Regions from separate parts of the Homo sapiens genome. Here region 1 is linked to region 2. A link is a loop called in an ENCODE intact Hi-C map of the cell type or tissue named here. Cell type or tissue: PC-3. All regions are shown on one strand. Region 1 has its middle 140 kb from the start of GNAI1. Region 2 overlaps GNAI1 (G protein subunit alpha i1).

Region 1 (2,500 bases), 60 kb before region 2:
TGACTTGGTTAAAATTTCCTGTTGTTCAATCCACAGGGCCCTCTACAAATCCATTTTAAGCTCCTATTAAAGACTACACAGGAAAAAGATTTACTATTTATGGAGCAACCTTGAACATAGTTTCTGGCAGGCATCTTCACAGGCAAGCGCTGCGTCAGCTGTGGTTCCACAATTTCAGTCCTTAAGCTCACTAGCTAGTCTAGACGATAACTCCTCAACAAGCATTTGATAAACACACATAGGTCAAGGCTATTCGAATCATTTTAATAGAAAAACAAAGAAAAAAATGACTGGAGAGGAGTTTGTTTCCTCACTAAAGGACAAAACAATTATTTAAGAGGCATCAATAATATGGTTCCAAAGGGCAATGTATTAATTTAGATAGTTTTACAATCATTTCCTTCCTAAGATAAAAATTAAAAGGGCAAGGAAAGCTTTTATTAGAAAACAAAGTCAACTTGGCACTGTGATGTACATCACAATAATGAGGTCTATAAAATTACATATCTGTGTAAGGGAATTGAAAATTCCATAAAGTTATATGTGAAAAATGTGGATAAAGAGACCTAACATTGACTAATTAGTCCGAGGTTCTCATTATTAAAATTAAGAGATTCCAGATCTGAATTTTATGGTTTTATGACTCTAGTTTACATTCCACTTTGCATGTTTATGCAAAATAATGGGCACATATCAAAGAAACAAATGAAAGGCACATAAGACAATTTTACAGTGCCATTCACTCCTTCAGTGTTACAGTTATCACTAGTGCTCGGCATGTTCAGTTCTGTCTGGCATTTCTCTAGCCAAGATTCTGCTTGCAGTCCTCTCTTTTTAGTTTTGACCATGTAAATAAATAAATAAATAAATAAATTTTTCTAACTCCTGAATTATCTGTATTTCATTTTTATTAAAATCCTGATAACAAAAAAATTTGCAGTGTCATTCTGATATTATCATCTGGCCAAGCAGACGAGTAAATAAACTGAATGCACATTTCTAAAAAATAATATTCATTTTTTAGAATACCCTGAAATCGCATTCTTAGAGCAGTCTCAACAACAGCAATAAATCATGACTAAAAGAGCACATTCTGTCACACAATCCAAATACAGTTCACTCTTCAGAAAAGGGTGACAGTTAATTTCAGAGAAATACATTTAACCTGCTTTGTGGTTTGTTGTTGTTGTTGTTTGAACTAAGAAAATGTGCTTTCATTTTTGACATCAGAATTTTCAAACATAAAACCTGGAACCAAAGTTGGAGTTGTTTAATCTAACAATTGAATCATAAAAGCCAGAATACAGAGTTTAAGTAAGAAATGAAGACACATAGAAACTAAAGAGTATTGTTCAATATTATGAAATCATATTTCTTTAGTTGGAGAAACCGAAGTGAACATAAATCAATTTTGGAAGATACTGTATTAGATTTTGGGCCCAAGCTCTGACCCCCATCTTTATAAATGAGAGCTCTATGTAATACATACCTTTGTTTACTCTAATAATTAAGCTCTTTTGTAATATGGTCCAAGAACAGCCAATCTCATACTGCAAGTTATTTCACAGGAATCAGTGTGTTCTAGAAAAAGAGAGTGTGCTGCTCCTTTTCAATAAAACCACCTTTTTATCTAGCAATAATTTCTATGAAGTTAAAAACTGTTACACATACCAATCTGTGGTATTTACATACACACACCAATCTGTGGTATGTATACACACATTTATAGTCTTACCCGAAGATAAAAGTTTTATAAGTGTGTTTTGTTAAGGGAAGAGCAAGTTTGCTGTTTATAGTAACACCCTGTACACAGTTCATAAATATTAGTTGAAAGGATGACTCATTAAGAAACAAATTCAAGTGAAACGATGAAAATCTAAATTAACCTTTAAGGTATTTGTGCCAGGATCAAACAAGCACATAAACTGAAGTTTAAATGGCCTCTGAAGGCTTAGTCATTAAATAATAGAGTGGCTTGAGTGAGTGAATAAATAGGATAAAACACATGTCAGCTCTGAAATATGAGAGTGTGAAGACTGTTTTATCACAACGGGAGACTGAGTTTCTGGCAGAGTAGTTGGGAAAGTTTGCTCCTGAATGATCAAGTCTTGGCATGCAATGGTTACCCCAAACTTGTCCATCTTTCTTATGCCTTCTATCTTTTGCTCTTTCTACTCCAGTACAATATATTTATACAGCAATTTTATTGTGCCCAATTTTGTTGTTCTCCTGACTATACATGCATAAAAATAGATAACTTATTACATTAAAATGTTTTTAAAATTCACTCTTTAACCTTTGGCTATATAAGTAAGAGCTATTTATTGCTACTTTTTAAGTGAGAAAGAATGTTAATTTACGTCAAGGATAGTCACGTGGACCCCACCTCTTTTGTTTCTTAAGGAAATGATTTTCCCTGTGTCTGGTGAACATTAACAAGGAACTTCCTGGGTTCTGCCTGCGGTATTACTCTGTATCCAGCTTTTCTTTCTCTCCCACT
Region 2 (2,500 bases):
GCTAACTTATACTTAATTTTATTGACAAATCAGAGCCAATGCAGATCAAGGAATAGAAGGTGATAGGGCCACAGTTCTACATTAGGATAACTAACCTGGGTTTTTCGAGAAGAGAGAAATGGGAGGTGGGGAATTTAACTAATAATGCCATTTTAAGAGGAAGTTTAGCAAAGACTTGAATAGGTAGTAGTAGGAATAGAAAGGAAAACAAACAAAAAACAGATTTAAGGCTTTGTAGAACTGTCAGTAAATTGAAATGGAGATTAGGAATCAGAAGAGTTCCACCTAATGCATGCAGGGCTTAAAACTTAGATGACAGGTTGATAGGTGCAGCAAACCACCATGGCACATGTATACATATGTAACCAACCTGCATGTTCAGCACACGTATCCCAGAACTTAAACTAAAAAGTTCCCCATTGAAGGAATAAATGATGATGGTACTTAGTAAGGAAAAATGGCAAAGTCAGGGTGAGAACTGGTGTAAGGAGAGAATGATGATGAATTTAGTTTTGAATATAATGAGTTAAAAAGCAGGCAATGCATTCTCAGAAGGGGATATCAAGAAGGCAATTCCAAATGTGGCATCACATCTCATAGCTTGGAACAGGGAAAATCTGAGCTTCTGGAGTAGCTGAAATTGTAAAAAGAGCATAGAAAAAGAAGAAATGAAGAAACAACAGACTGATACTTAAATTCTAATCCAAAATGTACTTAGCCAATAGGTTTGTAAAATTTTAAAAATTTAAATTTATTAGGATTTATTAACACAATTACACAGAATAAAGTTCAGGATTTCATTAATGATGGTCACCAATATGTGCTTCTTTGTGGCTTTTTAACCCATAATTCTCATGATTCAAATTTATTCATATTATAGTTGAATTTCATACACAGCTTCACAATGTGGATATTACAGGTCCACCAGTAAAATTAATGAAAACATATCTTTCATGAAAGGCACATAAAGAATCTAAACTAACACATTTAAGGAACTTTGATAACTTTGAATTTCTTTACATTACAAAGAAGAAAATCCTCCAAATGAAACAGATATGAATATAGTTTATGGTTACACACACACACACACACACACACACACACACAAATATACTTCAACCCAGTGACAACACGTAACTTGGAAACTACTTACCAGCAACGTGTACTGAAAGACTAACCTTTTCCAAGATGAGTAAAAAAAGGAGGGTGGGGTGGGGAGTGCTGTTTACTTTGCTGAAACAAGGTCAGAGATGACACATCATGAATAATCAAAAGAAAATTATTCTATCAAAGCTCAGTATCTAGCTGATACATAACACTTATTTGAGCACACATATAATCACTGACTTATTAAACACTATTACTCATTTTCTAAGTGTAATCGTCCATTTCATTCTCAGAAATAATAGTATAATTGAAAAAGAAATGATATAATCTCAAGCAAGTGGAGAAATTTGAATTATCTAAGGGAAAAAAGTAATTTTAACATAGTGTGATAATTACATTTGAAATTAGTTATATGTATAAATTTAAATCTTGCATTATATCAGCAATAGAGTATTCAAAGATCCTTCTTGTTATCTTCCCAACAAGGAGCTATCATGTATGCTAGGTACAAGAGACTCCTCAAGGGAAATAAAAGCCTCACCAATCAATGTCTCAAAATTCATTATGTCCACAGGTTTTTTTTTTACCCACAAAAATGCTCTTAGGATCCCTCCAAACTTAGTTATAAACAAAAATGTAGTTATTTAAAGTGAATAAAAATTAAGATGACATCACCTTTGAGGCAATGCATTCATATCAGCCAAATATTAAAATTCAGAGTGAAAACAAGTGAATAAAAACTAAGTGTGTACAATAAGTCTAAGACAGTATATCCTCAGAAATCTGAAATTTTAGTTTTTCAAACCAAATCTAACGTGGAATCTAATGTAAAATTAAATTATTTTATTTTCTTAAAGTAGGAAAAATCAAAATGCATACAATGTTTAAATAGTTGATCCAAAGGCAGGTGTATTCATCTTAAGAACATTTCAATAAAACACATAAAATTTAAAGAACAAATCATGTTATTAAAATAGTCTGTGCAATGTTTGTACAAATAACATTTTTATTAATACAAGTATACATATAATCTAGATAAGGGCTGTAATGTTTCCTAATATTAATTACTGTACTTAAAAATTTACAGGACATGAACATAAATAAAGCTGTTTAAAACTGGCAAACGTAGTAATAGTCTGTCATTCAGTACAAGGTATATTTATGTTATTTCCAAAGCCATCACCCTAAAATCCTAAGTTGCCACTCTTAAAACCTAAAAATAATGTCGAAAACTAAAGTCATAAATACATGTATACATACATTTGCATATTTACACTTATGCAGAAATCATCAATATACTAGAGCCCAGCTTTAACACTGTCCTTCAGTTTCACACTGCAGGACCATCTGTCACATTTAAGAAAGGTCCTTCTGTTACTTTCAGTTAAAAAAA

Evidence for each region. Peaks named below come from ENCODE experiments on the same cell type or tissue, not always from the same donor. Only the 100,000 strongest peaks of a DNase experiment are listed, where the experiment ranks them.
Region 1: a loop joins it to region 2, with 4 times the contacts of the local background. A loop is called at or near these places in 8 of 110 quality-filtered maps.

The regions. Positions count from the first base shown.
Region 1 is chr7:80,277,551-80,280,050 of GRCh38, reverse strand. No RefSeq gene overlaps it. Among named protein-coding and RNA genes, the nearest start is that of GNAI1, 140 kb to the right of the region's middle. In PC-3, no CTCF peak of the experiment used is centred here; no DNase peak of the experiment used is centred here; H3K27ac peaks cover 1,449 bases.
Region 2 is chr7:80,217,635-80,220,134 of GRCh38, reverse strand. It overlaps GNAI1 (G protein subunit alpha i1), which reads right to left. Exons shown (of 8, transcript NM_002069.6): 8 at 1-2,500. Among named protein-coding and RNA genes, the nearest start is that of GNAI1, 84 kb to the right of the region's middle. In PC-3, no CTCF peak of the experiment used is centred here; a DNase peak (open chromatin) is centred at 1,194; H3K27ac peaks cover 962 bases.